Regions from separate parts of the Homo sapiens genome. Here region 2 is linked to region 1. The links are chromatin contacts, found by Hi-C in ENCODE. All regions are on one chromosome and are shown on one strand. The core of a region is the stretch at or near the end of the contact, and the rest is flanking DNA. Distances in the headings are between cores, read along the strand shown. Region 1 holds the start of SS18 (SS18 subunit of BAF chromatin remodeling complex). Region 2 holds the start of RMC1 (regulator of MON1-CCZ1).

Region 1 (3,412 bases), core at 561-3,060:
AATCTAAATAAAAGGAACATCCATTTAACATTAACTGTCACTTTTTTATGCACGTGAATCATAATCTTCACTTACTGGGGGAAAAAAAAAACCACTAACATGATCTGCTAATAAATGCAGTTATTTCTTAAATAGAACCATTGGATGACCAAAAAAAGTCCTTAAAAAGCACGAATCCAGTCCTCAACCTAATGATTTCACAACTTATTATCTCCAGTATATTCCTCAAACTATTGAACTTCACCATTAAAATATCTGTCTCACATCTAATATCAATCTCTCCCATTGTAGAATAAGGCAATTAATTTAGAGCCCATTTTTCTGTTCAGCTGAGAATGGAAAATAATTGATCAGCATCCTCCGAATTAATCATTATCCATGATAAATATCTTCAGACTTATGTAACAGAAACTATAAAAAAAAAAGAAAAACTCTGGACTTTTCCTGTGTACAAAAATAAAAAAGGTGAGCCCTCCAGAAACGCAGTTTTGCGTGAGTGCGTACTTGGAGCTGTTTGCCAGGCTGCAGACTTAACTCAGAGCACTATATGAAAGCACTGCATTTCCAGGCACTGCCAAGCCCGTTTGTTCATAAAATAAAGCAACAGTTGGGCAAATGTCAAAAGCCACACTACGAAGAACCTGACAGTAAACAGAAACCGATTAGCATAATCTACGTGGTCTGAGTGGTACTAAAACTTGACCTTTTTTTCTATTTTGATCTTTGCTACACAGCATAAAACAAAACAAAAATATTTAAAGTAAACTGCTAAATACAGCAGCAACTTCTGAAAGTCTAGGTCAGTAAAATTTAGAATGCTGCCTTGCTTGCAGGCAACAAGGGGTAGAGGACAATAAAGAACCTTTGTGTTCCGACTGGCAGTAACACAGCAGCGACTGCAGCAGCTCTATCCTTTAAAAAGGAGGCAGCTCCCTGTGTATTTATCACGACTTACATTAACTGGTCACGACAGTCTCCACCATTAGACTGTAAGCTCCAGGAAGGCAAGGACCATGACTCACCACAGTAGCCTCAGCGCCTAAAATAGGCGCTCAATAAATATTTGCTGCAGAATAAATGAATAGGCGGCGATGCAGAAGGGAAGAAGAGGCTCTGGGGACAACCCCAGAGTCCATGGGGACCTTCCTTGCCCGCTCCTCAAACTCTATACTAAGGTTCCCTCCAGCGTTCCCCAAGTCCTCCTGCGAGCTCCCAAACTCGGCTGAGTTTGCAGGGCGGCGACCAGCGCACCGACTTCCCCTCTGCCTGCCGCGACCCGCGGTGGGGTCCGCACGAAGCAGCCGCGGCACGCGGGGCGGGGCGACGCCAAAGTAACTCCGGAGCAACGCGCGGGGCCGCCGGTCCGACACACGCCCTTCCCTGAGCGGCCGCCGCCGGGCGCACGCGCCCCGCAGCCCGAACGCCGCCCCATCCCTAGAGAAATCAGGCGGCGGCTGTTTGGGCTTTTGTGTCTGTAGAAAAACGCGTAAATGCGTGAAAGACTCCGAGAAAAACCGGTTCACCCTCTTCCGCCACCCACTCAGGCACAGCCAGCAGTCCGTGTTCCCAAACACTGCTGATTCCCAGCAGGCCCGCCTCCGCCTCGGCCCGGTCGACTCCGGGCCCGGCCCTTCCCCCCGCGTCTGTCTCTCCCAGAGGCGGTAAGGGCCTGGCATCCGCAACCCCGCGCGGTTTCACCTTCTGAATCGCAGCGGGAGTGATCTCCCCCTTGCCTCGCTGCCTCGGGGCCGCGAAAGCCACAGACATGTTGCCGCCGTCACCACTATCGGCAAGTCCCGAGCGCTCCGGGTGAACGGCAAACTGGGGGAGAGACGCCGGCCTCTCGGGCTGAACCACCTCGGGAATGCGGGGAGGGGGGATGCTCCGGGGCCAAGCGGACGGGCGGCGGGGCAGGCCTGAAGGAGGCACTCTGGCCAGGGATGTCTCGCTTCTGCGCACTCTGGGGGACCCCTAGCCCTGGCCGAACTTTCTTGACCGTCCCTGCATCCCCCGAGCTCTCCTTATGGGCACCCCCTGGCCCTTTGCGCTAATGGTAGAGTCGCGCCCTAGTCCTCCCTCCGCTTCAGCGATTCAGGAAATGGTCCCGCCGCCGCGGGAGAAGGAGAGGCTGGGGCAGCCCCTGTCACAGGAAATGCGAGCGGCCCAAGCCGGCCCGCCCCCTTCGCGCCGTGGCAACTTGCCTCCCTCTCCGGCCCTCTGAAGCGTCTCCCCGACTGTGTTGCAGAGCGTGCCCTAGACCTAGTTCAGTTTTTCCAACTTCATCCTTACTTACGCCTCCTGGCAAGAGTGGCCGCCCCGAGTTGTCCCGGCAGCCCGGAGAGGGGAGGGAGGTCAAGACTCGGGAGTTCGTGCAAATCCGTGGAGCATCTGCCGAGATAGGGCAGAGGTGGAAGGACAAGGTGAACGCGGATTCGCTGGTTTAAATGGCTCGGCTACGCCCCAAATGCGCACCTCCGAGTCCACAGTCTCGCACGCACGCACAAAGTCGTGCCTAACAATTGGAAAGTAACCCTGACCCGAAACCGGGACACCAAGGTTGTGTCCAGTGCTCAGGGGCAATCGGCCAGCTTGGCTGGAGCGGACAGAGAAGAGCTCGCCTCTTGGGACAAACCCTTAGCAGGAAAGTGGGTCGATTTCGTCTGACTTGGCTTTTTGGAATTAAGTTGTGAAACAGGGCATCCTCACTCTCTGTTTTTTAAGAGAGTACTTACTTAGTGCCTTGTAAATTAGGCCCAAGCTGCCAGGCTTCAAGTCAGTGTAAGGGAAAAAGGCAAAGTTTTCAAATTATGGAAGGAACACGGACAAATGTGGGTTTTGTGTTGCCGTGGGGTTTTAAAGTATTCTGTAAATTTAGACTTCCATATAACACAAAGGGAAAGTTTATATAAAGTGTTACCCAACGTTAATGAATAATAAAAAATATTTCCATTTTTATATAAATTGGAAAAATAAAGAAAAAATACATTATTTTAAAAATTTAATCACTTGAGGCCAGGAGTTTGAGACCAGCCTGGGCAACAAAGTGAGACCTCTGTCTCTACAAGAATTTTAAAAATTGGCTGGGTATGGTGGTGTGCACCTGTAGTTCCAGCTACTAAGGAGGCTGAGGTGGAAGAATCACTTGAGCCAAGGGGGTGGAGACTGCAGTAAGCCATGACTGCCCCACCACACTCCACCCTGGGTGACACAGCAAGACCCTGTCTCAAAAAAAAAAAAAGAAAAATTAAGTATCAAATAAATGCTCTTCACAAAAATGTCAAGAATGTCATTGATTAAATGCATTGTTTGTTAGGCTTTATACTGGAAACCTAGGGTACGATTGTGAATAAGCTGGACATGGAACCTCCTCTCAAGGAGCTTATACACTAATGGGACTAACAGACCAGAAACA
Region 2 (3,870 bases), core at 736-3,235, 2.6 Mb before region 1:
AACAGCCAAAGGTGGGAACAACCCACATGCCCATCAACAGACGAATGGATAAACAAAATGTGCTATATACATAAAATGGAATCTTTTTCGGCCTTAATGAAGGAAGGAAATCCTGACACATGCTACATGGATGAACCTTGAGGATATTTTGCTAAGCAAAAGAAGCCAGACACTAATGGACAAATACTATAAAATCCACTTATATGAGATACTTAGAGTAGTCAAATTTAGGGACAGAATCAGATTTGCAAGATAAAAAGTTTCTGGAAACGTATTTCACAATAATGTGAATATGCCTGATACTACTGAACACCTCAAAAAGGGTTAACACGGGGCCGGGCGCGGTGGCTCATGCCTGTAATCTCATCACTGTGGGAGGCCAAGGTGGGCAGATCACCTGAGGTTAGGAGTTGGAGACCAGCCTGGCCAACATGGTGAAACCCGGTCTCTGCTAAAAATACACACAAAAAAATTAGCTGGGCATGGTGGCAGGTGCCTGTAATCCCAGCTACTTGGGAGGCTGATGCGGGAGAATCGCTTGAACCCGGGAGGTGGAGGTTGCAGTGAACCGAGACAGGGCCATTGCACTCCAGCCTGGGCAACAAGAACGAAATTCCGTCTCAAAATAAAATAAAATAAACAATAAAAATAAAGGGTTAACATGGGGGCTGAGCACGGTCAGCGAGAGAATCACTTGAGGCCAGGAGTCTGAGACCAGCCTGGGCAACAGAGAACGCTGTCTCTACAAAGCATAATAATAAAAAAATGAGCCAGGTGTGGTGGCATGCACCCGTGGTCCCAGCTACTTGTGAGGCTGAGATGGGAGGTTGAGACTGCAGTGAGCCGTGTTCGCATCACTGCTCTCCAGCCTGGGCACAGAGACACTCTGTCTCTGAAACAAACAAAAAAAGAGGGGCTAACATGGTAAATTTCATGTTTCTTATCAAGTAAAAAGGCTTGCTGACCCACAATCTATATTAGGTTTCCCTGTTACTAGCAAGGAGTGAAGGATGTGCTATCCCAAAATATGTCCAAAAATTGGTATATTATTTTGAGCTAAAAACACCGGAGAAATTGTAGTTTCAGAAAGGGCTAGATGACCTGTCGTTTCCTACAGGGAATAAGCAGTAAAGATTCCTCTGGGAGTGGCACCCTCTCTGTACCCGGGTCAGAAAATAGCCCTTATCACCAGAGACTGGGAGTTGGGGCTGCAATGGACCTGAATAAATGAACTTCCCAAGTAACACTTACCTTCCACTAATTTTACACCCTCCCCAATATTTCTCCTAGTGACTCTCTTAGAAATGTATCGCCCCAGCCAGATGCCTTTTGTGCTTTCTTCTCAAATGCATCATTCTTTGTCTAAAAAGTATAAAAGCATCTTGCTGTGGCCACTTCTTCAGACCTCACTCTCTTTTGAAGGTCCCCATGAAAAACTAATAAAGTGTGTATGCTTTTCTTTTGTTTATCTGCCTCTTGTCAATTCGGTTTCTGGCTCCAGCGGAAGAGCCCGCAGAAGCGCTGAGGGGACTGGAGACGGTCTCTGGCGCCCCTACACCTGCTCAGTGAGCCTTCAGCCCCTTCTCCCTGACGAAGCTCCCAGAGGCTGGAACTCTGGCGCGGGAGGCACTTGGGAAATCCTCCCGAAAGCAAGGAGGAGCCTTTCCTAGACCGGGAGCGGTCCCACGCGGGGGTACAGGTTGGGGCAGGGGCGACCGAGCCGGGCACAGGAACTCGCAGCAGGGTAGGGTTGGCGGCTACGCCGCCCTCGGTCCGCGGGGAACCACGCGGGCTTCCGGGTCACGCCGCCGCGTTCCGACCGCCCTCGGGGAGAGGGGAGGAGCCTCCAGCGCCGGGCGGGGCGTGGTTAAGGCCGGTGGGCCCCACCGCAGCCAGACGCTGCCCGTTTAAGCGCAGAGGGCCGCGGGTCACGTGGTGGGCGGGGTGGGGGCGTGGCACCAGGAAGCGGCGTCCGCGCCGGGCCCAGAGCCGCAGCCGCAGCCGCCGCTACAGTCCGGGCCGGGCTCCACCGCGCATCCTGCTCCACTCTGGCGACCGCCCCCGGGGCCCCCGCCGCGGGCGCGGCGCCCGCCATGGGCGAGGAGGACTACTATCTGGAGCTGTGCGAGCGGCCGGTGCAGTTCGAGAAGGCGAACCCTGTCAACTGCGTCTTCTTCGATGAGGCCAACAAGCAGGTCCGGCGCGCCCGCGCTTCCTCCCCCGCGCGGCCCTGCCGGGGTCGTGGGCGCGCCAAGGCCGGTCCCGCGCGACCAGGCCCGAGCGTCCCCTCCTGTCCTGTCCCGTCCCGTCCCAGCGCGGGAGGCGGCGCGCGCTCCTTCCTTGTTGGGTGGGCTCAGCCGCGGCCAGGTGTCCTCGCAGGTGACCTCGGGGCTGGACCCCCGAGCCAGCTGCGCGGATGCAGTGGCCCCGTGGCCAGTGTCTCAATTGTTGGCGCGCCCGTCTTATCTAGGCTTCTTTTGTTGTGTTTGTCATTAGTTACACTCGTAGTCAAGGGTTTAGACGTCGAGATTTTCATTTTCCTTGAAATTTTGTAAAGGGGGAAAAGACTGTACTTCAGGCGTATCAGCGGCGCCGATGCGCGAACCGGTGTTAGAACTTGGAGCCTCGGGAACCCGACCCGGTGTCACGGTGGCATCCTTTTCGCTCTCTGCTCTTGGTTTTTAAAATTCACCTGAGCAGCCAAACATCTGTACCTTGATATGTGCCGTGTTACTTTAGTTGAACCCAGGGTGGTGTATAACAGAAATAATCGCTTGCGGGTTGGCTTCTGAGTTTAGATCCTTTCAGAGTTCAGGCTGTTAACCTTGCTGCTTTTCCCTCTCAGGTTTTTGCTGTTCGATCTGGTGGAGCTACTGGCGTGGTAGTTAAAGGCCCAGATGATAGGAATCCCATCTCATTTAGGTAATGGTATAGACACTTTCAGATCATTTTGTCATGTAAACAGAATGATGTTTTTCTAATTCAAATGGTTTTTTATAATTTTGTCATTTGGTCTGCCCTAAGAGGCCTGAAGTCTGTGTGCGCACATGGAATTCCTGTCTGTAGGGAGGGTCTTCGTGGCACTTACTAGCACCTCTTGTCAGAGTGGAATATCTGGAGCAGTTGATTTGGGAGCCAAATACTTCAAAAGTGGGGCAGCCACTTCCTAGCACTGGAAATTAACAAGTCAGCGTGATGATGTGCCCATTTCTGGTTTGTTCACAGAGGAGGGCGTTCATTTCTTTAGCCCAGGTCTTTCCAGAGTGGCAGGTGGAGGAGATTCATTGTTTCTCATGTAATAATACAAGAAAATCATGGCTTCCACTATACTTAAGGTGACTGCATAGTCCCAGTTCGCACTGTTGAACAGGTTTAATGATCAACAGCAGGGCCTTTCACTTTCAGAAGTGTCTCGATTTGGATGATAAGCTATCTGGCCACTGTAACACTGGTGCTTACAGAAGGTGAAAGTATAATGTAGGCCCTCAATTCAGTAGTGACTTAAAAAATTTTACTGTTGGTCTGTGTTAATGAGAAACTGTCCTTTTTTGAGAGGGAGCCTCCCTCTGTTCCCCAGGGTGGAGTGCAGTGGTGCGATCTTGGCTGACTGCAACCTCCGCCTCCCAGGTTCAAGTGATTCTCCTGCTTCAGCTTCCCAAGTAGCTGGGATTAGAGGCGCCCACCACCACGCCCGGCTAATTTTTTTTGTATTTTTAGTAGAGATGGGGTTTCACCGTGTTGGCCAGGCTGGTTTCGAACTCCTGACCTCAAAACGATCCGCCCGCCTCAGACTCCCACAGTGCTAGGATTACAGGCATGAGCCGCTGCACCCGGCCTGAGCAAGGTTTTAAAGTATGGATGGGGTTCGAG

The links. Hi-C counts contacts between places; a loop is a spot of excess contacts on that map. Pooled maps may share reads with other maps.
Region 2: a loop to region 1 is called in a map of naive thymus-derived CD4-positive, alpha-beta T cell, with 13 times the contacts of the local background. The contact joins the promoter of RMC1 here to the promoter of SS18 in region 1. A Hi-C loop is called at or near these places in 1 of 168 maps with a recorded cell type or tissue (naive thymus-derived CD4-positive, alpha-beta T cell), 1 of 37 single-sample maps with no recorded cell type and 10 of 50 pooled maps.

The regions. Positions count from the first base shown.
Region 1 is chr18:26,088,803-26,092,214 of GRCh38, forward strand. It overlaps SS18 (SS18 subunit of BAF chromatin remodeling complex), which reads right to left and starts at 1,811. Exons shown (of 11, transcript NM_001007559.3): 1 at 1,699-1,811. The coding sequence starts at 1,767. RefSeq lists an enhancer at 2,146-2,265.
Region 2 is chr18:23,501,526-23,505,395 of GRCh38, forward strand. RMC1 (regulator of MON1-CCZ1) reads left to right here and starts at 1,986. Exons shown (of 20, transcript NM_013326.5): 1 at 1,986-2,195; 2 at 2,846-2,922. The coding sequence starts at 2,094. RefSeq lists a silencer at 1,698-2,347 and an enhancer at 2,598-2,697.